2 separate regions of the Mus musculus genome follow, and region 1 is linked to region 2. Evidence: chromatin loops called from intact Hi-C (ENCODE). Cell type or tissue: left cerebral cortex. All regions are shown on one strand. Links, peaks and the distances in the headings refer to the core of each region. The heading gives the core; the rest is flanking DNA. Region 1 holds the start of Pcdh7 (protocadherin 7). Region 2 overlaps Pcdh7 (protocadherin 7).

Region 1 (15,976 bases), core at 5,108-13,107, 99 kb before region 2:
AAAGCTATATCTAACATCTGGAGGAAGAAGCCGAGAAACCTTCAGGAAAAGAAAAAGGAACCTAAATTCAGTGCTGAATTTGGGTGCACATTGATGACCAAAGAAACTATTACTAACCAAATCCGTTATTAACCATTGCTATCACTTACTTATAGAAAAAAATAAAAACCTAATGTTTTCTTAAATAATCAAACTGAATTCCCACATTTGCATCTTATAAGGCTGTGTGACAGTTATAACACTATTATAGGCAGAGTTTCTGCTTTTTTTCCCCAGTCAGTTGGAGACAATACTAAGAATTTGCTACACACACAAAACAGGAAATCAACGACAGAACCACAAATATAAAGACTTCTCTTTATACTCATATCCCACTGTCATCTGGCAATACTTTATTAAAAGCCTTGTTCAGGGTGTTAAACTCTTTAACGTTTCCAAATAAGAGAAATAGCTAACAATGCCCATGTAAAAAGCTATCAGGTGTGTGTGTCAACACTTTTATGAAAAAGTTATCTTGCAAATAGAACTGTATGTCTACCCATCACCGAATAGTATAACTGAGGTTTTATATGGTTCCTCAGATGAAACCTGTGGTGTCAATCTTCATAAAATCTTTTTAATCCACTTTATTTGGAAGGAGTCTTTAGATGAGAACTGAAACAAGCAGCTAAAATATAGTGCTGGTTTCCAAAGAGCATGCCTGTCTGAAACTCATTGATGATCCCTGGATATTGGTTCTAGTGAGATTAGTAAACAGCTTTTCTTACAGAGAGGTAAGCTATTTAGTTCAGCCAGCCACTCAATTCCCCTTCCACTCAAGTGGCTCAAAGCTAGCAAAGAGATTCATCCTGCCTGCAGGGGTCCCAGAACTGGTAGCTTAACTTAAGACTAGAGCGCAAGTCAGTGAACAGTCTCAATGATAATCGTTGGAAATTTCATGATTGCTAAAGTAACCAATTATTGTTTTAAACAATTCTGACCCAAACAATGTGGGAAATTAATATAAGGAATGGAGTTAGCATTTTAGAGCTAATTCATAGTTTTCAGTGGTTTCTTGTTCAAGCATGGTCATTTGTTTTAATGCAACCTTTACTTGGGTTATTTTAATGAGATCCTCCTCCCCTCAGATCATATATATATATATATATATATATATATATATATATATTACATATATATAGTTTATTTATATATTATATAGTTTATTTATATATGTTTTATATATATATTTTTTTTCATCAGTGTTAATTGCTTACAGTTATGTCTGAAGTATCCTGCATCTATAATGAAGAGATAGCACATGTCTCCAGTTCATCCTGCAGGCTGCACTGGCACATTCAAATTTGCCATAGTGACTGACAAGTAATAGCTTCAAGTGATGCTCAGTAGAATGCACTGCTTTTAAACTGCCAAAAGTCTTTCCCCAAACGCTTGCCTACATTTGGCAAAGTCCCTTTGGCTTTCCAAATTCAGATTGTTGAGAATGTGTGAAAAAAATTATAAATTTGAAATGTCCCATAAATTGTTGTAAATAAGGCACAATGTCTCTCTCAGTGTAATTAGTTGGACCTTTTTTAATGTGACGCATAAGTTGGAAACCTGTGTAGATCGAATATTTTTGGCAAATTAAAACGGTATAAATGGAAAAACAACCAACCATAAATCTTTGCCAATTTTAAAGTAGAAATCTTTTCTATCAAGTTTCTTAAATTATTTTAAAAACAGTCTAATGATGGATACTTCGCTCCTTCTTAGAATGGGGAACAAAACACCCATGGAAGGAGTTACAGAGACAAAGTTCAGAGCTGAGACAGAAGGAAAGACCACACAGACACTGCCCCACCCTGAGTTCCATCCCATATTCCACCAAACCCAGACACTATTGCATATACCAGAAAGATTTTGCTGACAGGACCCTGACATAGCTCTCTCTTGTGAGGATATGCCAATGCCTGGCAAATACAGAAGTGGATGCTCACAGTCATCTATTGGATGAAACACAGAGCCCCCAATGAAGGAGCTAGAGAAAGTACCCAAGGAGATAAAGAGGTCTGCAATCCTATAGGGGGAACAACAATATAAACTAACCAGTACCCCCCAGAGCTGTGCCTCTAGTTGCATATGTAGCGGAGGATGGCCTAGTCGGTCATCAATGGGAGGAGAGGCACTTGGTATTGCGAAGATCATATGCCCCAGTACAGGGGAATGCCAGGGCCAGGAAGCGGGAGTGGGTGGGTTGGGGAGCAGGGTAGGGGAGAGTATAGGGGGCTTGGGGGATAGCATTTGAAATGTAAATGAAGAAAATATCTAATAAAATGCCTTAATTAAAAACATTCTAATGAAATATAAAAATCACATAGTTTACAAATTAATGTTTATATAACTAAATTTTATCTGCAAGGATATATTTTTTTTAACCTTTGAAAACATGGTATCACACTGGCCTTGTGTCTGTGTTTTACAGTTAGCCAATAGGCTGTAAGAATCAGTTTTGTGCAGCATCTAACTTGTTTTCTTTTACTTCTGTAATGTATAGCTTACATACAAGATTTAAATAGCAGAGAAGATGTTATTTCTTGGCTAGAGACCAATTAAGTAACCACTGATGGAAGCAGTTGCTACCTGCCTAAAAGGAAGTCTGTGGTTTCCTTATTTAAACTGCTGAGTTTTAATGTCCATCAAAAGGCTGTTATCACAATGAATTATTCAACCATTTCAGTCTCCCACACTTTAGTACTACAACCATGGATTTCAAGCTGAAAAAAAAATGTAGCCAAAAGTCTCTACCCAAGAACTCGAATCGTTTTTTTCTGATTGTTTGTTTGTTGCTTTTGTTTTTGGTACTAGACATTTACAGATTGTTATGTCTGCTGTTTAAAAGTATATGCTTAATGGGTAAGTGTTTATAAATACTGAGAAAGAAGACTGACATATTAAATTTACCAAAAGTAGCTAGGACAATCGCTGATGACGTAGGAACAGCCCGCAGCACCTGGAAGAGGGCCTGGAAGAAAACCTTTCCTTAAAGATGAAAGGTCACTGCGTTTGGAGATGTCGGGTGTCATTTCCACTGTTTGTCCCTTGGTGGAGTTCTTGAGTCACTTTCTCTCTTTCCCGTGTACTTAGTGCTTTATATTTCTCTCCAGGACTGGCTAGCATGTTTACTGTATTTAACCTTTTTCTCGCATTCTTGTGAATAATAGAGCGTCTATTATAAATGAAAGACTCCCGACCCTGAAACCCTGCCGCTGGCACTTGCTTCTTAGCCTTACTGAAAACTTTGTTGTCCTTACTTTTTTTTGCCAGTCTTCATTTTTAAAAGGCTTAAGCCACTTAAGGGACCCCCAAATACTATCCCTGCCACCCTGCTCTGTCACCAACGTTCTTAACTGAAAAAGTACTTGAACTGTTAAGTTTGGAGGACGGTGTTTGGCAAAGAAAAGCACTCCGATTTTTCTTTGACATATATTAGCATGGGATATCTGGATTTTAATTAATTTCATTTTTATGTCTGCTTTATTTTACATGTATGCTTATCACGGGGCATTTCCTTTTAAATAACAAAGAAAAGATCGTAAACGTTTCAATCTTCCCTAAAACATTTTGCTCCCTCCAAATGATGACGTCCTGTTACTGATGAAGGCAGTCTTTAGAACACTACTCCTTTTCGGTTTTGTCTGCCAGAGAAGCCGCGGCGGCGGCAGAAGCAACTGCAACCTCTTTAATTTCTTGCAGCCGGTTACACTTTTTGATCCCATTTCCTCGTGAACCTTGCCTCTCAGGTTGAGACGATAAAAGCAGCCTCGGGTGTGAGAGACCGGGTGGGGTCTGTGGGTGGGAGCGAATCCGGATATCACATTCCCCTGGTGAGGTCTGCTACTGGGAGGATTAAGTCCCTGGGTTCCATTTAATGAAATTGCTGAGCACTTGTGACACTAGCTCTAAGACTGCGGAAATGGGGCGGGGGGGGGGGGGGGACGGGACTACTGCTCGCCTTCATTCACCCTGCACACGGGCTGGAGGCTACAGCAGTGGTGTGAGCGCCCAGACAGGGGGCGGAAGAGGATTGGGAGCAACGGCCGCCGCAAGGGCGCTAGGAGGGTGTCACCCCCTTTACCTCCCTTTACCCCACTTTACCCCCCTTTACCCTCTTCCCGCCCATTCCATTCTCGTCCACAGGAACCGCTGGGGGAGGGGGAGGCGGCAAAGGAGCTGCCACTTCTCTGGCGGAAAGGTCGGAGCTGGCGACTGGTGGGGGAGGGAGCAGAGCAAGGTTTCCCGGCCCAACAGCAGCCTGGCCGCGCTGCTATCCATGCAACACACGTCGGACCCATTTCCCACGCTGGCTTGGCTCCGCGGCAGAGTCGGTGGGGATAAGTGGGGAGGGCGAGAGGAGGTTACCTCCCTCTCTCAGAGGAAACCACTACAGTGTGAAGGACGCGCTGCACCCCTGTCCCCTAATCGTCGTGGGGAGGAAATATATGCAAACTCTAGGCAAGAGTAGACCACGCAGTCCCTCCCTCCACCCTTGTCAAGAGCGGCGGGAAAATGCTTGAAGAGGCAGAGGAGGGTTATTCAAGTTTATGGTCTGACAAGGGAAGAGGGAGTGCATAATGTCTTTCTGCCCACACGATTGCTTGAAGTTTGCAAAATTCTAGTAAGGCGATGAGGGGAGTGAGTGCCACACTACCACGCATCGGAATGCACAGCGCAAAGCCTCGCAGTGGAGGTGACGTCCCCCTTCCCATTCCAGTCTGGATCGGGAGAAAGCTGGCATTCAGATAAACCTCTATTCTTCCAAATGTGAGGGGGACATCGCGTTACTGCCACTTCGTCGGCCGCTGAGGCGCTGCGGCGCCAGCCCCCTCCTTCAGACTGCGGCGGTGCGCACTGAGCCTGCGCGCCAGGCTTTTCTCGCTGATGCTGCAGATACAGAGCTGAGAGCTCTGGTGGCGGCGGCCGGAGGGTTACGGGGAAGGCCGTTCTCGCCGAGGAGGAGGAGCCACCCCTCCCGGAAAGATGCTGCTTTATGGGACAGGGAAATATTCGTTAGCTCCTGGCACATACTACTCACGGTTCCGTCCTCCGCGCTTCCACCCCCGCCCCTCCTGGGAGAGCTTTTGGAAACCACTGTCGCTCCCCCGCCCCCAAACACACTCCTCGCCGCGCTCCTCCAAACAACCGCGCGCTTCCTTTGCTCCTAGACTTTATTGGTGTTTGACTTATTTAAGTCATTCTGCCTCCTCTGGTCTCAGAGTAAAATTGATTCCGTGAGCATTAGATCGGGCATGCAAATTCGTCTTTAAAGGAACCCTTAAATTCCTAGCAACATTCTCCGAGATAGTAAGGACCCGACACAAACTCCACCTACTACCTTCGTCTTTTCTTAATCTTTCGGTAGAGGGTCTTTATTTTGACAGTGTGAAATACATGAGAAGTGGGCTTCGGTTCGAAATACACCACCAGCCCTGAGATCTGACTTGGCAGACTGCGGTGGTCATGAGTGAGAACCGGGGAAGCCTCACGCCCGGGAATGGCAGGGAGGATCACGAGGCACAAAGTCAAAAGGAGAGAAAAGAGGTTAAGCATACTCGGTACACAAAGTTGCCATTAAAGTTTATTTCCCTTATATCCAGATAGGTGACGCTACACTTTGCCGGTTACTAAAAGCTGCAGGCTCTGCTTAGAAAATAATACCCAGGCTTCTAGCATGTGTTTTATTCCCCAGGCGCGTGCACACACGGTCTATCCCCAGTGAGAGCCGGATGACAGGAATTCCAAGCATTTAAACAAAGGCAGGCATTCTCCCCTCCCCAACCCAGACCTCCAAAGTCTGGGCTCCAAAAAAGGATCCTCTCTGGCTCTCGTTGGAGTTTGATGCTCTCTCTTCACTACTGCAGCCCGTCACGGTTTGGCAGAACACAAGCTTGGCTTTCGGAACTCAGACATCGACCTCAGCCTACCAGTAGCAATTCACTAACCCAGATGCTAAATTGCGAAACGAAGACACGTTGCGGGTGGGAGTTGGGGCGGGAGGGGGGCATCGTCTGAGGGTAGACGTGGGAGGAAGGTATACTAACACCCTCACTTCAGCTCTTACCCACGCAGCCGGGTTTAGTCTACCAGCCCTAGAGGGGGAAAAAGAATCACCCCACCCCCACCCAAACTGCCTAAGGAGACTAGACTTTGGCTTATCGGGGCTGAGATTGGGCAGTTCTCAGTCGGCCCCACGAAGCGAAGCCTGGCTTCGGTGAGCGCCGCGGCTGGCTAGTCCTTCCTCCCGCCTCCCTTCCCTGGGCCCTCCTCCCTGGTTCTCTGCAACTGTGTAGTTTCGGATACCGCCGCCGCCGCTGCAGCGTCGGAGTCAAGTCTGACTCCGGAGCCCGCGGGCTTTCCGCAACAACCACCAGTTTATGCAAACTTGCGGGTTTCCGGCTAGTGGGTAGCGAGAGTAGGAGCTTCCCCGGAGCGATTCGGTGTCTCGGAACAGCCACAGCCAGAGAGGCGGCGGGAGCGCGCGCACCAGACTCTGCTAGACGCGAAAGCGGACGAGACAACTGCGGAATTCACCCGCCGCGCCAGGGCACTTCCGAGACAACAGCCGACTGGCACTTTTTCTCCCTTTGGCAAACTAGATTTTTTTTTTTTAAGCTACTTGGCAGCTCTGTTTGACTCCACCTCCCCCTCCACCCCCGCCCCAGTGGCTTTGGCTTTTCTTTGGAAATCCGGACAGAATTGGGCATCTTTGTTAATTGCCGTTAGGAGTGCCCGGTCGTGAGCTTTCACCGGGCCAGTGTCGCGCGGATGCACGGAGCCAGGCTTGCTCACCTTTGAACTGCAAAGGGATCAAGTTCAGCTCGAGTTCCCCGCATTGAGACTGGAAGAAGCTGAGAGACTGTGCTGGAGAGAGTGAGAGAGGGGGGGAAAGGGGAAAGGAGAGGAGGGAGGAGAGAGAAGAGGAGGGAGGAGAGAAAGAGAAGGAGGGAGGGAGGGGAGGGATCGAGAGAGAGCGGGGAGAGAGAGAGAGGCTGCAATCTCCTCCCTGAATCGCGCACAGCGCTGCAGATCCCACTGCTCCAACACGCGGGCCGAATGCAGGTGAGGGAAGGCACGGACTCTGCGGCTGAGAATCCAAACTTGGGCACCGCGCGGTGCGCACGGTTCGGCTCTCGCCCCCGCGGGCGAATGGTTGCTGCGGTTTCAGGCGGCGGCTTCGTGACTAATGACCTTGCGCAGAGTTGTTAAGAAAAAAAGAGAAACCGGAGCTCTTCGGGGTGAGAAGCGACCGACTCTGGGCGTCTCTGAAGATGGCTCGGGCTGCTCTTTGGCGCGCCGGGAGCACCCGGTCGCGGACCGAGCTGTGACGCGAGGCGTCTTTTCGCTGCACCTTGCCCGAAGCGACCTGCCGTGGAATTTTTCATTCAAGATATGTTGAGTGGCTTCCCGGCTGCTTAAGAGGAGTCAGAGTTAAGACTGGCTTGTTGCTCGCCCCAGAGCCTGAAGCAGGAAGCGGTTCAGGTTTGTCTGGACCTCGGGAGCCTAAACAGAGCCTGGGTCTAGAGTGAGTAGCTGGAACGTGAATTGGACTTAACTCGAGTAGCAGTAAGGACTAACGCTGCTGTCAGGCGGGGAAGGCTGCAGGTTTGTTCTAGTCCGCTACCAGGCTCCGCCGCCCTCTTGCAGAAGCGGTTCCGGCCCCTTCCCAGGGCTTGGAGACTGGATCTCAGTATCTTCCCACTGCGGGGATGACTTTGTGGGGGCACCGAGCCCGTGGCGCGCAGTGTCCCGTGAACTGTGAGTACTGCGAGTAAACGGTGGCCGGCGAGCGGGCGATTAGCACCCATTGCATGAATTATGAAACAATAACTTTCGGAAGAAGCAGGAGGAGAAAAAAAGAAGCATCTCTAGCTGCCCCCCTCCCATCGGCCGACTCTACGCGCTACTCTGGCCCCCTCCCTCCCCTCCCTCTCGTTTCTTCCTTTCCCGGAGAGGAGGACCGAGGGGAGGGCAGGCGGCCAGCCCCGGAGGAGGGGGGTGCCGAGGGGGGTTGTGGTTAGAAGGAGCAGTAGCAGCAGCAGCAAGAGAAGATGCTGAGGATGCGGACCACGGGATGGGCGCGCGGCTGGTGCTTGGGCTGTTGTCTCCTTCTGCCGCTCTGCTTCAGCCTGGCCGCCGCCAAGCAGCTGCTCCGGTACCGGCTGGCCGAGGAGGGCCCCGCCGACGTGCGGATCGGCAATGTGGCCTCGGACCTGGGCATCGTGACCGGCTCCGGCGAGGTGACTTTCAGCCTTGAGTCTGGTTCTGAGTATCTGAAGATTGACAACCTCACCGGCGAGCTGAGCACCAGTGAGCGGCGCATCGACCGAGAAAAGCTGCCCCAATGTCAGATGATCTTCGACGAGAACGAATGTTTCCTGGACTTCGAGGTGTCGGTGATAGGGCCCTCACAGAGCTGGGTGGACCTGTTTGAGGGTCGGGTCATCGTGCTGGACATCAACGATAACACGCCCACCTTCCCGTCGCCGGTGCTCACGCTCACGGTGGAGGAGAACCGGCCTGTAGGCACGCTCTACCTGCTGCCCACGGCCACCGATCGTGACTTTGGTCGCAATGGCATCGAACGCTACGAGCTGCTCCAGGAGCCCGGGGGTGGCGGCGGCAGCGGCGAGGGAAGGCGCTTGGGGCCGGCGGACAGCGCCCCCTACCCAGGGGGCGGCGGGAACAGCGCGAGCGGCGGCGGCTCTGGAGGCTCCAAGCGGCGGCTGGACGCGCCTGAGGGTGGCGGCGGGACGAGTCCTAGTGGCCGAAGCAGTGTGTTTGAGCTTCAGGTGGCAGACACTCCAGACGGCGAGAAACAACCGCAGCTGATCGTGAAGGGGGCGCTGGACCGGGAGCAGAGAGATTCCTATGAGCTGACCCTCCGAGTGCGCGATGGGGGCGACCCACCTCGGTCTTCGCAGGCCATCTTGCGGGTGCTCATCACCGACGTGAATGACAACAGCCCCCGCTTCGAGAAGAGCGTGTATGAGGCTGACCTGGCTGAGAACAGCGCTCCGGGCACCCCCATCCTACAGTTGCGCGCCACCGATTTGGATGTAGGGGTCAATGGACAGATCGAGTATGTATTTGGGGCTGCCACCGAGTCGGTAAGACGGCTACTGCGCCTGGATGAAACGTCGGGCTGGCTCAGTGTCTTACACCGGATCGACCGCGAGGAAGTGAACCAGTTGAGATTCACAGTAATGGCCCGTGACCGCGGGCAGCCCCCCAAGACTGATAAGGCCACCGTAGTCCTCAACATCAAAGACGAGAACGACAACGTTCCCTCCATCGAAATTCGCAAGATAGGGCGCATCCCACTTAAGGACGGGGTGGCCAACGTAGCCGAAGATGTCCTGGTGGACACCCCCATCGCCCTGGTTCAGGTGTCCGACCGTGACCAAGGCGAGAACGGGGTAGTCACCTGTACCGTAGTGGGAGACGTTCCTTTCCAGCTTAAGCCAGCCAGCGACACAGAAGGCGATCAAAACAAGAAAAAGTACTTCCTGCACACATCAGCCCCACTAGACTATGAGACCACCCGGGAGTTCAACGTGGTCATAGTAGCTGTGGACTCTGGCAGTCCCAGCCTCTCCAGCAACAATTCCTTGGTGGTCAAGGTGGGAGACACTAATGACAACCCTCCTGTCTTTGGCCAGTCTGTGGTTGAGGTTTACTTTCCAGAGAACAACATTCCCGGGGAGAGGGTAGCCACAGTGCTGGCGACAGATGCTGACAGCGGGAAGAATGCAGAGATCGCCTATTCACTGGACTCCTCAGTGATGGGGACTTTTGCCATCGATCCCGATTCTGGAGACATCCTGGTCAATACAGTACTGGACCGGGAGCAGACTGACAGGTATGAGTTTAAAGTTAATGCCAAAGACAAAGGCATCCCAGTGCTGCAAGGCAGCACCACGGTGATTGTACAGGTGGCTGATAAAAACGACAACGACCCTAAGTTTATGCAAGATGTCTTTACCTTTTATGTGAAGGAAAACTTACAACCCAACAGCCCTGTGGGGATGGTCACCGTGATGGATGCTGACAAGGGACGGAATGCAGAGATGAGCCTGTACATAGAGGAGAACAGTAACATTTTTTCTATTGAAAATGACACAGGGACCATTTACTCCACAATGTCTTTTGACAGGGAACATCAGACTACGTACACTTTCAGAGTGAAGGCTGTGGATGGGGGAGATCCTCCCAGGTCGGCCACAGCCACAGTCTCTCTCTTTGTGATGGATGAAAATGACAACGCTCCCACAGTTACCCTTCCCAGAAACATTTCCTACACGTTGCTGCCACCTTCAAGTAATGTCAGGACAGTAGTAGCTACAGTGTTAGCGACAGACAGTGATGATGGCATCAATGCGGACTTGAACTACAGCATTGTGGGAGGGAATCCTTTCAAGCTGTTTGAGATTGATTCCACCAGTGGTGTGGTTTCCTTAGTGGGGAAACTCACCCAGAAGCATTATGGCTTGCACAGGCTGGTTGTGCAAGTGAATGACAGTGGCCAGCCTTCCCAGTCCACTACGACTTTGGTGCATGTATTTGTCAATGAAAGTGTTTCCAATGCAACTGTAATTGACTCTCAGATAGTCCGAAGTTTGCATACCCCACTCACCCAGGATATAGCTGGTGACCCAAGCTATGAAATTAGCAAACAGAGACTTAGTATTGTCATTGGGGTGGTTGCTGGCATTATGACAGTGATTCTAATCATTTTAATTGTCATGATGGCAAGATACTGCAGGTCCAAAAATAAAAATGGCTACGAAGCTGGCAAAAAAGACCATGAGGACTTTTTTACACCCCAGCAGCATGACAAATCTAAAAAGCCTAAAAAGGACAAGAAAAACAAAAAATCTAAGCAGCCACTCTACAGCAGTATCGTCACTGTCGAAGCTTCTAAACCAAATGGACAGAGGTATGATAGTGTCAATGAGAAGCTGTCAGACAGCCCAAGCATGGGCCGATACCGATCTGTTAATGGTGGGCCTGGCAGTCCCGACCTGGCAAGGCATTACAAATCCAGTTCCCCATTGCCTACTGTCCAGCTTCACCCCCAGTCACCAACTGCAGGGAAAAAACATCAAGCTGTACAAGATCTACCACCAGCCAACACATTTGTGGGAGCAGGAGACAACATTTCAATTGGATCAGATCACTGCTCCGAGTACAGCTGTCAAACAAGTAACAAGTACAGCAAACAGGTAAGATAGATCCCAGATGTGTTTACATACCCCAGAGAGGGCTGATCACTCAGAGACAGAGCAGCTTCTATGAAGTTGTGTCTTTCCTGTATAAGGGTTCTTCTCATTTGAAAACTAGATTGGCATGCATTTATATGCCACTGATGTACCAGAGGCCTTATAGGATAGAGATGTGTTCCTGGTTTCTTGTCTGTTTGTTTGTTTGTTTTTGAAACTAAACTTTGGGTTTACATGGAATCTAAGGGAAAGGTAGTGTTTTGTGCTTCTCCTAGCACTTGACAGTCTTAATTCATGTGTTTTTATGTAAATATGTATATCTCTTTGGGAGCATTCTAAGTGAAAATTTTCTAGAGTTACAACTGATGCCCATTCTAATTGGGCACTGAAAAGTTTTAACTATGTCATGAATCATGCCGGCTTTTACAAGTCAGCAGACACTGATTCAAAGAAATGCAGAGCCAAGGCAAAAGTCTTGAAATCCTACCGAAGTCATTTGATTGGATGGAAATAGTGGCTTGAAAATGCTTAATGATAAGCAAGTGCCATGCATAATTGCATTTTTAATACTTTGTATCTATAACAACATTTATTCATAATGATTAGGCTCCTATGTGGATATGCAATCAGCACCTGAATTCTTCATATTCAATATTCCAAAGCTTGTAAACAAAATTAAGTTGTACTTAGTAGAAGGTATTTGTGGATGTTTTGGGAATTACTAGAAAAAAAGAAAAATTTTGTGTTACTTTTGTGTGTTATTTGACATAGCTGTCTCCAGGTGTAATGTGGAAAACATATATATATATAGTTGAGGGGAACTTCTGACTATATCAGATTTATTTTTATAGTTTGCTTGTGTGGTATGCATTATGAAGAAGTTTACTTTTTATGCCCACCAAACTTTGTCACATAGCAAATCACAGCAAATAAATCCTTTAGGAAAGTGCTGAGCTGCTGGCCAGAACACTGCAAAGAGAAAAAGCATCATGTGTTTTACTACAAAAATTGACGTTAAGAATTACATTTATGACTTGTTAAATGCTGTAATATGGAGGTTTGTCTGCCAGATATGTTTTACATGTAGAATGTGTCATCCGAGGAGAATTGAGGTGAAAGAGAAAGTTCTTATATAGTCTCATTCAATGTGTAATAGAGAATAAATATTAATATTTCATAGCTTTCAGTATTATTAAATATTAAAATATTTTCTACATTTAGCATTTTATTTTATAGCATTTATTTTGGATAATAAGAAGGAGCAGAAGTAATATACTTTTAAAAAAATACTCTACTAAAATACCTTATTAAAAGCAGTAAAAAAAATATAGATTTGACCTACTATGTATGAAATAGCTTTTGAAAGTAGATCTTTGGATGCATGTAAGCTTGAATAATTTATTTACTTGAAATCACTATTTGATATTGTGGAGAGTTTATTTCTGTTGTGTTTTTGCTTTGCCTGGAGTTAAAAGCAATGTGTTTTGGCCTGGTGTTTAATATCTTCATCAGTTTTGTAAATAAGAAAGACTCTAATGAAACATACAGCATTTTTTCATGTTATTTATATACAACATTACATTTCATATACTTATATACACCTGAGGTCTTAGAATTTCCTTAGAAAACAATAACCTAAGTACAGCATAATGGAAGATGGCTTTATACAGACTATTTGCATCCTGTCACCATGCTAATAGTGGTTTTGCCCCATGACAGTGAGATTTGCATTCCAAGTTTCTTAATTGTATGCTTTTGAATGGGTCTATAAAATGGCAAATTTACAAATAGTGTATCCAAACACGAGGAGTGTGGTTTCACTTAAGCTGAGTTTGACTCACTTTGGGGGGCAGCACTACATTCTTGAAATTTAAAAGCACTTAATGTCAAGACAACTGGCATGCCATTTGAAAAGCAAAGAGATGCGCTCATACATTAACTAATGTATGGTACTTGTCTTTCAATTAAGCAAAGTCCATTTACCAAAAAAGGAAAGCCACACAGTGAGTGGAATGAATCACTCAGCTTGCTAAAGGTGACTTTGGAAAACTTGCAGGCCATTAGATATTCCAAAGATGTATAAAGTTTTAACCACAAGCAAATAGCTGACCTACAATAAAATAAAGGCAAATGAAACACATTCCCCCTAATGTAATTAATGGTAGTAATTGATAGTTTCATCTGCTCGATATTGCTCTCAGGGGACAATAGATCCATTTCAAAGTTACATTCTGCATCATCGGACAGGAATACAGTCCACTTTGTCTGGACTTTTGTTTGTATCATACATAGTTACGTTTCTATTTACACTCTTAAAAAAGATTTAGTGTTCATAGAATGAAGCCATGTTTGCTTTCATTAAATTTTGTTTATTAGCACACAGGATTTTGCTGTTTCCCTCTTTGAAAGATGAATTTATCTAAAATTTGAGACTTCCAGTCATTCAGTTTATTAGACTTGAGACTTGCACTTTTTAAATTTCTTAGGGATCCATTTAAAATGTGAAATTTCATTTGCTAGAATGCCTTTATTTTATTTATAATTTCTCTGAACTATCTTATGATACTCCTTTATTTATACTGAAACAATGAAAGTGACCTTTCTTTCAGTCTTTTCTGCATGAGAGTTTTAAGTGTTTCTCTTAAGTGGTATTAGGGGCTACAATGAGCCAACACCTCACCAGAATTGAAAATTTATAAATAGAACTTATACTCTCTTTCCCTTCTCCTTCCTTTTTGAGCTGGTTTCACAGACTCTAGGAACACTTCAGATATCTATTATTACTTGGACAAACTCTGGCTGTGTGTTGGACAGTGGATGAAATTATTTCTCAAACTCACACATTGGAAAACTGAGGGGGGTGGAACCTAGCTTTTCATAGTTCAGGCCTTTGCATTGCAAGCAAAAGTCTTTGCCATCCAATACCTGATGTTTACTTGTGCGTCATGAAACTCATCCACAGCACTTCTGAGACTGTCTCTCTTGCATTTAGTTCTTTAGTTGCTTGGCAAACTTGGTGGCTTGTAATCTTGTGATGTAAAGGGACAACCGTGCATCTGATTTATTTAAGAAAGAAAAAAGAAAGAAATGGATTTCATTTATCTTTTTAAATTTGTGCTGAATAATTTCAATAAAACTTCAAAAGTCCCAACAATTAATGCACTAGAAATGTAGAGTTTCAGTTATCCCGCTATTCTCAAATCCTATTGAATTTATCATTTGATGTGCTTTCTTCCTTCCTTCCTTTCTTTCTTTCTTTCTTTCTTTCTTTCTTTCTTTCTTTCTTTTTTAAAAGATAATGACTTTATACATAAAAATGTTTTATAGTATTTCATGAATGAAATGTAAGGTAATTTTCATATTTGGGTTTGAATAAACATTTATTTTAAAATTCATTTTGAGCTGATCACAATGTACTCAGGGATAAAAAAAAATCTTGTTAACTCCATTGACAGTTTTCCTTCTGTAAGGAACTGCTGATTTAGTCTGAATAATGTTCTCCCTAATTAATAAAATTTTGGTCAATGTTCATTATACACTTAATTAAAATAGTACAAGTGAACTTTTATAAAAACATGACTGTGATTTTGGAAGCAAATGGGTACCTTTCTGTTAGTATCAGAGTGCTCCATTTTATGAAAATTAAGCGTCAACCTGCTTGTGCATTAGCACATATATTTCAGCAGTAACATATCTGCAAAGTGATGCCAGCTCTACACAGCATCCTGACTCATTCTTCAGGAGAACGCTTGCAAGGCAGTTCACCTGGTTATAACTAAGGACTCTTTCCTGAAGCCCAGCAAATACGCATATCTTTCTTTTACATTTGGCTTAGTATTCTGGGCAAGTGCTTCATAACTAATAGGAGAGGGACATCTGCTAAGCAATATTACCTGAGTTTTTGAAGGAGTAAGGCATATGGAAATCTTCATTCAGTTATGTGGTCCACAGTTGATATGCAACTTTAAAGGGAAGTTCCCATAGAACAAGTTATGGTCTCCAAATTTGATTGTAAACAAATGAATCAATTAATGATTAGTTGATGTGAGTGATTAATGATAACAAATCTATAAAGTTTCCACAATTTCTTTGTGTCATGAGCTTTCTCCTTTTTTTTACACTCAAGCACACATTCTTCTGTAGCAACTGTGTGGCCACTAGGGCTTTATCTTGTGCTGATGTTCATACACTGATGTGTAAAGCATACTAGTCAACAGCTTAATGCCTATACCTAAAACCATGAAAGACATCACAATTTAGAATGAGAAGGTACCATCTTAGCAATTCTCTATTTATAGAGGAGGAACTCGAGAAGCTAGCATAAAAAGGTAGTCTGACTATGTTCACAGAATTAGAGATATGGCATAGACCAGAGTCCAAGGGTCCTCATTAAACCACTTTTAGAGGCAAAACATCTTTTGAATGTCAGTCAGTCTCTCTATGTAGAATGCAGCAGTGACAAGAATCTGTTTTGGTTTACGTATGTCTTTCTAATATATTTGACTATAAAGATAGACCTTTTTACATGTAGCATAATTTTGGCCTCAGCTCTAGGGCTTTCGTGGAATTTAAAATTCCAAACTTATTGATTTTAGTTAAAATTCATAATTTTATATCTCACGAAAGGTAGCAATTGATGATGTAGATGAAACAGAGCTAATGTGGTTTTGATTAGTATAGCCCCTCCCAAAAAAAAAAAACTGACAGTATTTTACACT
Region 2 (15,976 bases), core at 4,239-12,238:
TTTGAGTTGTGCAAAAATAAGTACAGTTTTATTCATTTCAATCCAATAGATATTTATTACAAACCAACTTATCCATGCATCCCTGGATGTAGAAAAGTAAACAAGACTTGGCCTCTTGGCTCTAATAACAAACAGAGGAGGGCAAAATATCAATTACCTGTCAAAGGAACAGTCAACAAAAACAGATTAGGGCCAGCTCTTTACCTTGCACTCTACTAGATAACAACAATATATGAAATAATGAACATTAGTTCCACTTGACCTTGATGCTGGAGGGTGTTCTGGGGGCAGGATGACTGTTCCAGTAGGCAGAGACAGAAAAAGACCCTTAATACACATGATAGATTTTGCTCTTCTTAAATTTAAAGCAAGAGCATTTTGAGCAAAGTAGGTTTGGTATATACAAGTTATCAATTCATCCTTGCAGCAAACCAGATGTAAAATATATTTTGTAGTGTTTTTGAGGACTATATTGTCTCACAAAAGCAAGTCAGCTAAGGGCCTTTGTGAGTTGTTATATGGTCCTAATTAGGAGGTGAAGGCTGGAAGAAGTTCTAAAGGATTTAGAATACATGAGCTGTACCTGCAACTAGTGGCATTTCTATAGGAAGAGGATGAGAACAAAGCTAAGGTCCAGACTTTTGGAACTTAGAGTAGAGTAATTCAAGGATGTCTGAAACACCATCTGTATCAAAGCTCAACTGACAAAGTGATGTTATCTCATTAGAAATGTATATCTTTTCAAGTAAGAAAGTGAAGCTCACTCTCTCCCCCCTCTCCGCTCCTTCCCCATTCTCTCTCTCCCTTCCCCCCTTGTCTCTCTCCCTGTTCATGTGTTTATGGTGTATGTTTGAATGTGTTGAAGAGGGTTCATGTACATGTGTACAGGCTTACAATGGGAGTCTTCTTTGATTGCTCTCTATTTTCTTCTTTGAGACAGGATCTTGCAGTTTAATCCAGAGCTCATATGATTGCTCCACTTGCCCACTAAGCATTCATATGGGTAATTCTTGTGGAATCTGGACACTGGTCCTTGGTGGGGAAATATGTAACCTGCAGAAATGTCTTCTCAGGTCTTGAGCTTTGGACGTGTTGGAGAAGTAAAGCATTACAACTGAATTGCCCTTATTTTAAAAGGAAAAAAAAATGGATTGAATTGGACATTGCAATGGGTCAGTATTTTGATCTATGCAGTATATGTAGAGGCAGCGTATAAGGCTCTGTTGTTTGGGGGGCTGGTTTTTTTGGGGGGGTTTCTTTGTTTGTTTGTTTTTGTTTTTTGTTTTTTGTTTTTTTTTCGAGACAGGGTTTCTCTGTGTAGTCCTGGCTGTCCTGGAACTCACTCTGTAGACCAGGCTGGCCTTGAACTCAGAAATCCTCCTGCCTCTGCCTCCCAAGTGCTGGGATTAAAGATGTGCACCACCACGCCTGGCTTGGGGACTGTCTTTAGTCAGTGTAATCGTCACCTCTTAATTACTGTGACTTTATGATTATTTCATTGTCAATGTTTTGCTGTTCTTCATACATTTTCTCTGTTCTGTGTTGGAGATCAAAACTAGAGTCTGATTATGTTAAGTAAATGCTATATGGCTTAATTCTACCTTCCTTTCCTCACACACCTTGAAACTATCACCTAGAAATGTAAAAATTTCAAAATTATATGTAACATGATTTTAGTATTTGGAGTCTCAGAACCTTACTTGGCCTTAATTAAATACCCTAATTAGAGTATAAATTCTTAACTTGATTATATGTCATCATTTACTCATTTACTCTTTGTGGAATACATTTGAAGGCCACACTTGACAGTTAGGAGTAATACAATTTGTAAGGATGGGCTTCTTTTAGACTATTTCCATAAAATTAAAGGGTAAAAGAAATGTACATTTTATTCTGTGAGGTTGCTCTCATTCCATCTAGGCCTTAATCAGTATGTAACAGAGTGTGTAGTCTTCCCATGTTTTAAATCCTTTAATCCTTTCACCCTCCCACTTCCCTCATGTAATAAAGAGGCAACATCATTCATCTAATTCCTTTTCTGAGAATATGTTTGGCTACTTCCCTTCTTCTTGTTATTATAAAATATGTAGTGAGTAGTAGGTGAGCTGATGAATTTAATTTTTCAAGTGCATAAACATGCACATATTGAATCCTCTAAGTGTCATAAATATAATCAGGCCTTTAATTAGGAAAAGTAGGAAACCTAATTCTAAGCGTTATGAAGATATATCAGGCTTCTGTTGGTGAGCACATCTGGGGAGATATGTAACTCAATCAGAGAGTCTAGTTTGTTGCTACTTCCTGCTGAAAGCTTTACAAATCATTTTTTTTCTGAGACTGTAGAGAACCACTGAACATAGCTACAGTGCATGATACTAGCAATCTTCAAAAACAAATCCATCTCATACATAGAAAGCAGGAGGACTGGTGGACATGGTAATCTTTTTTTTTTTTCAGGTTTATTTTATTTTGAGAGAGAGAGAGAAGAGAGGGGGGTGGTGGTGTTGAGCCGGGAGCTTAAAATACTTTAGTAAACTTTATATAATTTACCAGTTTAAACATCTCCTTTAAAGTTAGTGAAATGTTCCTAGCTCATCAAACTTATTTATAAATATAAGGGTATAAAATGAATGATTCAATTTCTCTGTAATTTTTATTAAAGCAAATGTGCTAATTAGGACTCATGAATTGAGCATCTGTTTCCCTATATTCTGTATGACATGCTAGGAATGAAAAAACACTGCAAGACCCTTTCCTATATTATCTATGTGGGTAGCATAAATATTGAAAATTATTAATGAACTCAAAATAAATGATATATTAATTAAAAAGAATAAAGCCCAATGATAATTAATCTGATGGAGACTAGCTATATGTATGATTCTAACTGTGCACAAATTAACTGCATATGTACTTGTTTATATAAAATTAATGAAGTGAATAAGGTACCAATCAGCCTCTTACTGAACCAGAATTTTCAGACAAGGATTTGAAACAACACAGGTAAACTCATTTATTAAATCAACAAATGTGGATTAGATTTACAGAGTCTCCATTCTTCTAATGAATTTCCTGATTAATAATTAAATTGTATAGATGAATTGGTCCTTTTAAAAAAATATCATTTTGCCCTTCGTAAGTGGAAACTCAGAAAAAAAAATGACTAGTAAAAATTGGTCACAGACTTCACAGATATTTTAAAACGCATTGTATATATTTAAAGAAATTTTCATGATGCCTGGTTCTAGGGAGTTTTTGTGTAATGCCACTAGTGGCCTATTTTGCTCTAAAATGCATTTCCAGCTCTAAATCCCATGCAGTATTGCTCTCCTGCAGTGAACTCCTTTAAAGAGGAATTTAAATTTTAAAGGTGCAATTTGAAACACATTTTCTCATGTCAAGTTTTGACACTGACCTTTTAAAACATGTAAGATAGGACTTTCCTCTTTAATTACATTGCTTTTTTTAAAAAATTAAATTTATATTGTAATTCTTTTCACCATTAGGCAATTCTTTAGAACGAGAGTTATTTTACTTGTCTTCGATGTGGGGGAGCAGAAAGTGCATAGTTTTATGTGCACGTTTAAATGAGAACTGAAAAAAGACTTAAACATGATTTCCTCTCTGCATTTAGGTAGTGGAAGACCGAACACCTACTACAAACACTGTCTGTGGTGTAAAAATGTATACCTGCTCTTTAAAATAGATTGTCAGGGGCTTTGAGGAAAATTTCACTATTAAGAGGTAGTAGGGAAAAAGTCAGTGAACTTTTCCTTAAAGATGAATGAGGGAAGAGACAATTGTTGATATCAGTGTTTTGATGATGTGTTTTGCTTTTGTTCAAATATAGAGAACCTCATCAGCGACATCGTTTATACTTGGGTATGCAGTAATGATAAAATTCAGTAGTGATGAAGTTAAGGAAAGAATAGGGGCCTTAGTAATCTGTTGACTGACATTCATTTTCACGCTCGTTGACTTTTTTCTTTTGAGATAAGGGTTCATCATCCAGGAAAATTAAATGATCAGAAATGTGCATTATTCAGAATGGGGTGAATTTTTGTTGGGGCGGGTGTTGTCTTTGTCGACATTTATTTATTTACTTTTTTTTGAGGAGGACATGCATGCTACTGTCTTTTTATTGTCTGGCAAATGGTGCCTAAATACATCTAATTGTAATTGGTCTCTCGGCTTTCAACCCTGTGCCCTACAGTAGTCTATTTATAAACTCATTGCCAGTGTTCTTTTAAAACATAATTCAAATGACTTCTTTACTCAGAAGCTTCTTGTGACTTTCCATTTCAATTCTAGGAGAGCCAGAGCCTCCAGGTCTCCGAGTTTCACACCTCTACTCCTCTCTGTGACATTTTCTCTCTCATCCAGATTAAGCCTCGTCCTGGCTTGTGTAGCATGGCCAAATCTTCTCCAGCTCAGGGTCTACACCTGCTTGGCCCTTTGAGACGCTTCTTGTGAATTTCCAATTGCTTCTATCTGTTTTGTCTTTTATTTCTTCTTAAGCTCCTCCCGGTTAAATAGTTCTCTAACTATTTAACTTTTAAGTAATATCTCTGACCTATTCCTTTGTCCACTTCCTCTTAACTCCAGCACTTGAAAGCACAATGTGTGCTCCCCCCTCTTTCACTGTGTGTGTGTGTGTGTGTGTGTGTGTGTGTGTGTGTGTGTGTTCGCGTGTACTCGCCCTTTTGAGAGAGAGAGTGAGAGAGAGATACTGTTTATTTGATTTGCCTTTCTCTCACTTCTTCATTTAATTTGTGTGAAGGTGAGATTTTCTGTTGAATTAAATAATTAAACAGAGAAATTCTTTATTGTTTCTCAGCTACCATACTCTAGTTGTCAAATGGATCCAAGAGGAAGACTTCAGGTCAAACAGAATGAAACCTTCCTCCTGTGCATGCAGTTGCTTTTCACTTCCAAATGCCAGATGGTCCTTTTGTGTAGCTGGAAAGCCATTTCATGAGGACCTTTCAATTCCAATGATCATAATTTATTATATATGGAGCTTTAGCCATGCAGGCAAAATAATTTTGCACAGATTTGTCCACCAAAACTAAAAATTCAGGTGTTTACTGATAAAAAATGTAGGGAACAGCTGTGGGATTCCTTTACTTCAGACATGTTCATTCTTACTGGAAAACTTTACGTGAGAATCTAGAACAAGTTTCCAGGGTAGCCATTCTTGCTGTTAGTGTATGTGATTTCATGGTCCCAGGAAACCCAGCCTCAAGGGGCAATGACTAAGAAACATGTCAAGACCTGGAGAAGGAACGTATTACCAGCAGGGAAGATTGCAAAACACAGCCCCACCCTGAGCTTTTCAATTGTCTCCTTTTCTTTCACCTGTGGTTTAAAACCTACTCGGATTGATTTGTACTCTAATTGCTTCTATTATTGACCACTTTTTTTTTTTTTTGCATTATCATATCCTGCCTGAAAAGGGGAAGGTACCTTTTTGTGGATTTCATTTCCTCTGTCAGAGTGAGACAGAGGTGGGTGGACTGTACCTCACAGTACACAACATGGATGAATATATTCTGAGCGATGTGTTCCTAGTTCTTAAAGCTATCCTGTGCATGACCACGGGTGAGGCCTTCTGAAATCTTTCTGTTTTACAAGCTGAGACCTCCAAAGCAAGCAATGTCTTCTAAGAAGGGAATTCTGTATGAGAGGGATTAACATTGACTTGGCTTTGCCTTCACATTTGTTGCTGACCTGCAATTATGGATTTAACAGGCTAGGCAGAGCATTGCCGTCTTTTCTGGATCATTTAGATGTGCTCTGATTTAAATGTATTACATGAAGACTCTATTTAACTATATATATAAATATGCTTTTTCATTCTCCTGGGATCTGATAATGTTTGGGTGGATTGTGTGATTAATTAAATGCAGATGGCTTTGTGCCTGTACAAGAATTTTACATTGTTAAGGGAAATTGAATAGATAAGTAAAAATAGACTCTGTTGCCGTTTGCTAAGGACAAGTTAAATGACTCATCTTCAGATTGTCTATCCCTGCCTTAAATTTGATGGGGGTGTTATGTTATGATAGTTTCTTGAATAATTAAGTTAAAATTGGTTATGAAGTCATTTATTTAGTAGCTTTTGATCAGATAGTTTTGAATATGTAGAATTTTCCTCTATCAAGATATTATGAATAAACTTCTTTCCCTGGGCTTAATAAAGGAACCTATCTCTTCTGAAAAGTGACTTTTCTAAAAAGTTATCTACATAGATGGTGAGATTTGTTGTGGATGAGTGTGGTGTCTTGTGTGATAAAGATGGCTCAGAAGTGATAGCCTTGTGGTTTCTGAATAAATCCTGTTGAAGACTTTGGGTAGCAGATATTAAACATGTCCTGATTTTTAGAGAGTGATCTAAGTATACTCATGTGCTACATGACATTTTGGTCTGTGGGGGATGGAGGGTCTACACATACCAAACTATACAGTCTATAACCTAGGTATAGTTTTTTTTATACAGTGTTTTCCAGGTGTATATGACTATGCTCCATTATAAAAATCACCTAATAACATATTTCTCACTAATGCATCAACTTCACTAAGGAATTGCTCTTATTTATTGAATCTTGAATTCTCATAAATCAATTAACCAACACAGTTTAGATCTTAAAGGTTTAATAGGTCCATTTAATTTATCAATCAAAATAATTATCTTAGGCTATTCAATTCAAAATTTAGATAGCTTGGTAGAAAAATCAATTTATTATCACAGAAATAAAACAGCATTTAGAGAGAAAAATAGGAAGTGATCTAATCACTTTCAAAATTGAATCACGGTAAAAGAATATAATAAAAGCGTAATCATGTGTGTGTGTGTGAGAGAGAGTGAGAGAGAGAGAGAGAGAGAGAGAGAGAGAGAGAGAGAGAGAGAGAATGATTCACCAGGGAATGAAAACTCTAGTAGAGTGGTATAACCCTAGTTTATTTTGTTCTTATAGTTTAGATTCAGACATTTTTAAAACTTGAAGACAAATTTCAACACCCTCTAGAAATTTTTAAAAGATGGTATTAAACTGAATGGATTTTTCATGTTTGTTTAAATCTGACCCATTTGTAAAGGGTCCGATTGAACAAAGAGAAGTGTATTTGACAAACTCTTACACATGGAGACCATCTGGGCAGCAACAAGTGAAAGATGACAAATCATATTCAGATGAGTCTAAAAATGGAAACCCATTATTTGGAAGAGAAACAGTACATTGCAGTGCCAAAATGGAACCATATGTTAAATAAACAACAGTAGATTATTTGAAGGAATTAATAGATTTTGAGACTCTTTAGTTTGTAATCAATACATCATATAAAATGCTATCTGTCTTTAAAACATACAGATACATTAACAGCAAACAGGGGAGGGGCACATTTGTAGAATTTCAAGGATCCAGAACTTACCAGAAGTGACATGTGCAGAAAATGCAACATTCACAAAAGTGAACTCTAATGAGAAGCAACCTGGGTGTCATGTCAAATTGCAGGGTATGTTCAGCTCAAGATTTATCCCTGTTCTCCATATGCTACAACCCTTTTACACATTGTAAAAAGAGCCACCACAACAAACACAGACTAATTGGTAGTGTCTTGACATGGTGACACCATTCCCACATATAACATTTCTTGAGCATTGATCATATAGCAATAGATGTACTAAATACTGAATCACTGAACTAGATATAAAATAGGTAGCAATTCCCAGGTCACAGATAAAGCAATTGAAGCTAAGGAGATTAAATAACTTTGTTGCTTGGATCCAGTAAGTCACAGCATTGTGCCTGTTTCTAAAAGCTAAATCCCCACCACTTGGCTTAGTCTTTTTATTGGCTCTAGATAACTCTGGTGTCTGACTACTCTATATAGTTTGCCAAACATTGGTTAAATAAGAGATTCTTTTATTCATAGGCTATATAAATAAATATGCAGACATTTATAAGAGTATAAAACACCTTCAAGGAAAAGCAATATAAACTTTGAATGGTTATCTTCGATGATTGACATTATCAATTTGATAGACTCTAGAATAGCTGTAGACAAGCTTTTGAGCCCATCACAATGCTGTTCTAAAGTAGGTTAGGTGAGGTATGTGGCACACTCCCATGCAATGGGATCCATGGCTGTTTAAGAAGGAGACAAGTAGCTATGCATTGACATTCATCTCTGTTTCCTTTCTGACTGTGGAAGCAATGTGACTGATGGACCCCACGTTTCACCTGCCTCGTCTTCCCCGAGAAGTTGGAGTTCATCTCCTTCAATTCTAAGAGAGATGCACCTTCTCTGACTTAACTTGCCTGTTAAAGACAGTATCATAGTTATCGCTGTGCTTGTGTTTGTGTGTGGATGTGCATATGCAGTTTGAGATTATCAGAAGGTAAGGTAACATGCAGAGTGCAGAGAAGACATGCTAAGTGCTCTTTCACAGTTAGTTCCAGGTAGTTGGTGTGTCTTTATCTTGGCACATCGTTTCCAAGTATGAAGGATGATAAACTGGTTCTGAGATGAAGCTAGGTCTTGTGGCATTTTCCAGGTTCAAGTGAGAGTTGGCTTAATCCCTGTGCTGCAGACTTCCTACCCCGTGGGCCATTCTGAAGTGAATGTATGGATTTCTTCTGTTGCCGATGCACTTGCCTTCTGCTAAGACAAAGAAGTATCCTTATCCTTCATAGCCTCCCTTGTTATTCCCAGTAACATATGACCTGGGTTCAGACATCTAAGATATTCAAGTACCTTGGTGCTGTAGTCATGGTAGAAGAGTTTTTGGAATCAGAAACTTTCATTTAAACCCAAACCCATCCTTCTGAATGCAGTTTTATTGTGTCTAGGAATATTCAGTTGAAATGACTTCTGCATACTGATGTAGCAAGAATAGCAACAGTGGGAAGGATAAAATGTGTATCCCAGAGGCGCTATTCAGAACCTTCTGAGTGATGTTTCTCGGTACTCAGGTTTTATTAACAGTTGAATTAAAAGTGAGATAAATTGAGGTAAGCTCTGTCACATAGCAGCACAGTAACTGGTGGTCCCCTCAGATCAGGATGTCAGATATTGGCTGATATGGCAGAGGAGTAAGTCCTTAAGCTCAGACATGTAACCTGAGCACTGCTGCTCACATTTAAGCATGATTAATTAAACTCCTTGACAGTGAGGTCATGGGAGTCCCTCCTACCTTCAGCAAATTCATTTGCAAAGCACACCTGCTTTTCCATTAATTTGCAGACTTCTTCTATTATTTAGGTCCACATTTTACTTAAAATAATTAGTAAATTTAAAACCTTGCCCAGTGGAGGACGGCGTGCTATAAATGTTTTACAGTACAAGGTGGTGAAGGGTGGGCTTGGAAAGCCACATGCCACCTCTAAAAAAAACATTTTTTTTTTGTTTGTTTGGCATTGCGATGAATTAAACAGCCACAGCCTGGTGCAGACTAACAGTGAGCTCTGCAAAAGGTCAGGTGTTGGCGTTGTCGTCTTTTGTTTGTGTTGTTATTTTTTGGCTGTTAAATGGTACTGTAAGCCTTAAATAGCTGCTTTGCATTCCTAGGGGGATATTGTGTGTATTTTTATGAATCCATCTTGGTTTGCTTATTTTGTGCCTCTACCTCTTTAGATTAAAAATTCATATATGTATTTTTTTTTAAGTGGGGCATTTCAAGTCCAAGGCTTTTAAGCATCCATAGTTCTTGTGGTCAGTGCACAAGAGGAACTGCCCTTTAATACAGAACTCAGCTGTGGGGAAGGCTGGGGAGAGAAGGATAATCCACATGAAATCTTCAGACCTGAGAATTATTTCTTGACTGCCTCCTGCTTTTCTCCTGAACTCATTTGACTCTTAGCTTTTAGACATAATGTGTAGAGTTAATTCCCTTTTAAAAGCAGCAGGATTTTGTTTTTCATGCACCATCCTTTTCTTCGTTCACAAGGGTTTGAATTTTGTACATAAGAGTGTTAAAAAAGAAAAGTAAGCATTAAATAAGATAAGAGCTGTCTGCTTGAATGTGATAACATCTCAGAATATCAGCTTCCTTAGACCTGATCTTGATGCAGATGTTCACACAACAAAGTCTGTTTACAGATCACAGTATTTGTAAATGAACAAAGACATGATAACTTTTTCCATGTGAGATCTTGAGAATATTTTTTATTTCATAGAGTAGGTAACATGGCTGACTGAGTAGCTTTCTGCTGGTCGTGAAAGATGGAGGTTTGTACTGGATATTCTGATTTATCGTCTTCGGTTGGTGTTGCTATCTCCTTGGCCCGTTCACTCTGATGCTCCTGTCCTTTGCTATTTTTCATAGCTTGACATGTAGCGGTAATGGTTCTATTAGCTTTGGCAAATCTGCTGAGCTTGCCTTTTGTGGTGAGCTTGCCGTCACCACTACTATCCTGCAGGCCCTTGTTAGGAAGTGCCCTTTACTGCCTGTGCAGGAGCCATCACCTAGAATTAAACACTTTCTGCTAGACCTGTTTTGACGGTGTGCAAAATGATTTTAGTGTATGATGCTACCTTCTTGGTGACAGCTACAGACTGCTGAGATTAAATTAAGGTCCTTGAAAATTTTAATATGGCGCTACCGGTGTGTACTAGTTCTATAATAACAACTATGTGAAGCGACGCTTTGCAGAGAGCAGAGTATGATAGAAGACCCGGGAAGTCATATGAAAGAAGCATTGTGCTTTTATCAGACTGACAATATCAGAAACTGGAATGTGGGGCTTTAAATGTGTTGGAAAACTGACAGGAGTTATTCTAGATGGGGGCTAGGCTAGCTCAGTGCAGGTCCGAGAATGCTGCCTCGGCAGAACAAAAAGCACTCAACCCAAACAGAATCTCGCATTTCTCTAATTTTAGGGTTATCATTTACATTTCACTCTGAAAGTGTTTCTTTTCTTGTTCTACTCAGCAGAAAGAGTTTCTTTTTATTCTTGAGCAAATGTAAGAGACTCAGAATATACAGAGGCCTATGAGTTAGGAGGTTTTTTTTTTTTTTTTTTTTTTTTTTTTTGTGAGTCCTTAGGGATGTTTGGGCTAGTTCTCTTGTCTGTCTCTCTGAAAACCTGCAATGAACACAGGACTTTCTTTTCTCGTTGCTAAAAGCCATTCTTCTGCCCCCTTCTTCGGGAAGACTTCCTTTTGTTGTTCATCTTCATAATCGTTTCAGAAGCCTGCATCATCTTCTTTCTCGATCATAATCCATCAAGCGTAGCGTGTACGTGTGCTCTGTCTCAATTAAGAAAACAAGGCCTTGAAATCTGATTTGCAGCTCTCCTGGAAAACTGCAGACTTCTAGTTATAGAGATACTACAGAGCATTCAGGGGCACATTTTCCATTTAAAAAGGATCAAAAATATTGAATTTCTCCAACACTGGGGTGAAATGTTACTTTGCAATTCAAAGGCGAATTTCATGAAAGAACTTCACAGTTTAAGGAGGAAGCAATTCCAATAGTCAGGAAACCAAGGAGTGAGATTTTATTTTTCCTGATTTGGGGGTCTTTGTCTACCTTCTGAAGAGAGGTATTTAAGTCTGGGTATGATGGTTAGATTTTTGTATTCGATTCAACTTAAAGGCATCATACAAGATCTATGTGAGTATACAGGTCTGTGGGTCTGGGGGATTGCTTTAATTAAGTTAATTAATATTGAAACATGCAACTCTATGCAAGTCAAATCATTTACTAGGAAATGGGTCCATCAGTATAAAAGAGTAGAGAAATCCACCTAAGCATCAGTAGGCAACTGAATATGTGTGTGCTTATTTTTCTGTGATCTTGACTGTAATTATAATGTGACTAGCTGTTTGAAGTTTCCTCCTTGATTTCTCCACAATGATGGACCCTAATCTGGAATTGAGAAGTGAAGGAAATTATTTTCACCTCCAAGTTGCTTTTGACAGCAGATTTATCACAGCAACAGAAATGAAACTAAGACAATTACCAACTTTAAGATTTTATTAAGTGAAAAAGGAAAAGCAATGAATGTAAATGTGGTTTGAAGAAACTGAAGTGATTTTGATTGGATGTTTCTAAAGAAATAGAAGCATGGGCCAAAAAAAAATATTGAAGTATGTTTCTGGGACTGCAGGAGGCTTAGTTATCTGAATATCAGGCAGAGATCTATTGACTTTGGACGTTACCATAAGTTTATATAAGATGTGTTAGAAACTTGGAAGGAGATAGCATGAGAGGTCAAAATTCCACAGCAATACTTTATCACTTCCAGTCAACAGATGGCAAGTGGCTTCACAAGTTAAGGAGAAGTCAACAGGATGAGGAGAGCAAAGTCTCCTGTCACACAGAATCCCCAAACATTGGGTAGACATGGATGTGCTGTGCTGACAAGCCTGTCAAAGGAGCACAGTACTGCTAGTTGCCTAGATAGGAAATGTGTCCTGTAAAATACCAGGAAGGACCACCCAGTCATTCTTACATCTCTCTTTTGCTTCCTCATTGTTGAAGCTTGGAAGATAAGGTCCACTTCAAAAGAAATTCAATTGTTATTGCTTTTGAAAACCTATGATATCAACCAAGAGGCCATTAATGGTGCTATATTTTTGTGTAATATAGTGCCATGTCTAATTTATACTTTCCTGTATATTTTTATTTAATTTCAATAGGTTTTCTCTTTAAGTAGCTCTCTCTCTCTGTCTCTCTGTCTCTCTGTCTCTGTCTTTCTCTGTCTCTCTCTGTCTCTGTCTCTCTGTCTCTCTCTGTCTCCCTCTGTCTCTCTCTGTCTCTCTCTCTGTGTCTGTCTGTCTGTCTGTCTGTCTGTCTCTCTCTCTCCCTCCCTTTGTGTACTGTACATGAGCCTTTAGTAATCCTAAGACAAATCAATGCTACATCAAACTGTACAGAGCTAAACAAAGACTTTTCAACTGAGGAATGTCGAATGGCCAAGAAGCACCTACAGTAATGTTCAACATTCTTAGTCTTCAGGGAAATGCAAATCAAAACAACCCTGACATTCTACCAGACACCAGTCAGAATGACTAAAATAAAAAACGCAGATTACAGCAGATGTTGGCAAGAATGTAGAGAAAGAGGAACACTCCTCCATTACTGGTGGGATTACAAGCTGGTACAACCACCCTGGAAATCATTTTGGTGGTTCCTCGGAAAATTGGACATAGTAATATCTGATGACCTATCTATACCACTCCTGGGCATATACCCAGAAGATGTTCCAACATGTAGTAAGGACACATGCTCTACTAAGTTCTTAGCAAACTTACTTATAATAGCCACGAGCTAGGAAGAACCCAGATGTCCTTCAACAGGAGGAATGGATACGGAAAATGTAGTACATTTACACAATGGAGTACTACTCAGCAGTTAAATAAGATGAATTCATGAAATTCTTAGGCAAATGGATAGAACTAGAAAATGTCATCCTGAGTACAGTTACCCAATCTCAAAAGAATACACATGGTATGCACTCACTGATAAGTGATATTAGCCCAAAAGCTCCAAATAACCAGGATACAATTCACAGACTACATGAAGGTCAAAAAGAAGCAAGAACAAAGTGAGGGTACTTCAGTCCTTAGAAGGAGAAAAAAATACTCACAGGAACAAATATGGAGATAAAGTGTTGAGCAGAGACTGAAGGAAAGGCCACCCAGAAACTGTCACACCTGGGAATTCATCCCATATACAGTTACTAGACCCAGACACTATTGTGGATGCTGAGAAGTGCATGCTGAAAGGAGTCTGATGTGGCTGTCTCCTGAGAGGCCCTTCAAGAGCTTGACAAATACAGAAGTGGATGTTCGCAGCCAACTATTAGACTGAGTGCAGGGTCCCCAATGGAGGAGTTAGAGAAAGGACTGAAAGAGTTGAAGGGGTTTGCAGCCCCACAAGAGGAACAACAATATGAACTAACCAGTACCACCAGAGCTCCCGGGGACTAAACCACAAACCAAAGAGTACACATGGAAGGACCGATGGCTCCAGCTGCATATGTAGCAGAGGATGGCCTTGTCATGCATCAATGGGCAGAGAGGTCCTTGGTCCTATGATAGATGCCCCAGTGTAGGGGAATTGAGGGCAGGGAGGTGGGAGTGGGTGGGTGGCTGGGTCGGTGGAGGAACACCCTCATAGAAGTAGGGGGAGGGAGGATGTTATTGTGGACACTTTGTGTGGACACTTTGCCCCTTCTTAGAATTGGAAACAATCACCCATGGAAGGAGTTACAGAGACAAAGTTTGGAGCTGAGACAAAAGGATGGTCCATCTAGAGACTGCCATATCCAGGGATCCATCCCATAATTAGCCTCCAAGCGATGACACCATTGCATACACTAGCAAGCCTTTGTTGCAAGAACGGTGATATAGCTGTCCCTTGTGAGACTAGGCCGGGGCCTAGCAAACACAGAAGTGGATGCTCACAGTCAATTATTGGATGGATCACAGGGCCCCCAATGGAGGAGCTAGAGAAAGTATCCAAGGAGCTAAAGAGATCTGCAACCCTATAGGTGGAACAACAATATGAAGTAAGCAGTACCCCAGAGCTCTTGTCTCTAGCTGCATATGTATCAAAAGATGGCCTAGTCAGCCATCACTGCAAAGAGAGGCCCATTGGACTTGCAAACTTTATATGCTCCAGTACAGGGTAACGCCAGGGCCAAAAAGTGGGAATGGGTGGGTAGGGGAGTGGGGGGGAGGGTATGGGGGACTTTTGGGATAGCATTGGAAATGTAATTGAGGAAAATACGTAATAAAAATATATATACACACACACACATATATATATATATATATATAGATATAGATATAGATATAAATATAGATATAGATCCATTCAGCATTAAGAGCTCTGTCAGATGTTGTGTAGGAGCTTGGAAGATAATGTTGAGAACAGTACAGAAGATGGAGGCCTGGCTTGTGAAATTTCAGAGCGAAGAATAAAGACTCTTATCAAGGCTGCAAAAAATAAATAAATAAATAAATAAATAAAAAAGAAGTAGGGGGAGGGAGGATGTTATAGGGTGTTTTCAGGAGGGAAGAAAGCTGAGAAAGGGGATAACATTTGAAATGTAAATAAAATATCCAAAAAAAAAAAAAAAAAAAAAAGATGAAACTACTTCATCAAGTCAATATGCTTCATTTCCTGAGGATTGTCAGCAAGTCTGGGCAAAAGCATGTCTGATGCTTTTGTTGTTGTCAGGGCTTCTTGGCGCACCGCTGTCTTGCCATTAGGGTGGTCTTTAATAGAAGTCTCTTTATAAAGGCATAAAAGATATGTGCAGCAGCAAGGGAAGGGTCAAGGCTTCACCAGAGACTCTGGAAGGGGGCATGATGGTTTAAGTACTTAAGTCCTTGGACCATGTCTAACATATCAAAAGATATTAATGTGTTCTCTATGGCTACTTTCTACCTTGCTTTAAAATTCCAAAATGGCAGGTCAGACTAGGCCAAGCATTGACTGGCTTTTTAAATTAATGTTTAATAAGATGGGATGGCTGCCAGGACCTAGAGTAGTGGACATGACTTAGGTAAATGTAGCTATTTTATTCACTTTTTGCTTGGGTCTGTCTAGAAAAGATCTCTCTCTCTCTCTCTCTCTCTCTCTCTCTCTCTCTCTCTCTCTCTCTCTCTCTTCCTTCCTCCCTCCCTCCCTCTCTACCTCTCTCTGTCTCTCTCTGTCTCTCTTTCTCTCTCTCTCTCTCACACACACACTGAGAGAGAGAAGTCCTGTTGCTTAGAGACATGTGCCATCATGCCCAACTAAACAGCTCTTTTTTCAAAGCCATTCTAGCTTCTTCCTCTTCCTTGCTTTTCACTTCCTTGTTTCCTTCCTTTATTACAAGAACCATTACTTTGTAATTCTAATTTTTTAAATAAAAAAATAATCCTTTCATTTCAATGTGCTCCCTCTCTCATACACATATGTTCATGGAGATCAGATTGGCAATTTGTTGAATCTCTTGCAGTTGCCTGGTATTGGTCC

The links. Peaks named below come from ENCODE experiments on the same cell type or tissue, not always from the same donor. Only the 100,000 strongest peaks of a DNase experiment are listed, where the experiment ranks them.
Region 1: it touches region 2 in a loop (2.3-fold over the local background); 4 of 42 quality-filtered maps call a loop at or near these places.

What each region holds. Positions count from the first base shown.
Region 1 is chr5:57,711,018-57,726,993 of GRCm38, forward strand. It overlaps Pcdh7 (protocadherin 7), which reads left to right and starts at 7,064. Exons shown (of 3, transcript NM_001122758.2): 1 at 7,064-11,261. The coding sequence starts at 8,088. It overlaps 4932441J04Rik (RIKEN cDNA 4932441J04 gene), which reads right to left and starts at 6,902. Exons shown (of 5, transcript NR_015588.2): 1 at 6,829-6,902. In left cerebral cortex, for the core only: CTCF peaks have their summits at 5,648 and 8,704; DNase peaks (open chromatin) are centred at 5,727, 6,343, 6,512, 7,003 and 10 more places; H3K4me3 peaks cover 8,000 bases; H3K27ac peaks cover 5,349 bases.
Region 2 is chr5:57,810,880-57,826,855 of GRCm38, forward strand. The region is part of intron 1 of Pcdh7 (protocadherin 7); the gene reads left to right. Among named protein-coding and RNA genes, the nearest start is that of Pcdh7, 100 kb to the left of the region's middle. In left cerebral cortex, for the core only: no CTCF peak of the experiment used is centred there; DNase peaks (open chromatin) are centred at 8,929 and 10,757; H3K27ac peaks cover 1,649 bases.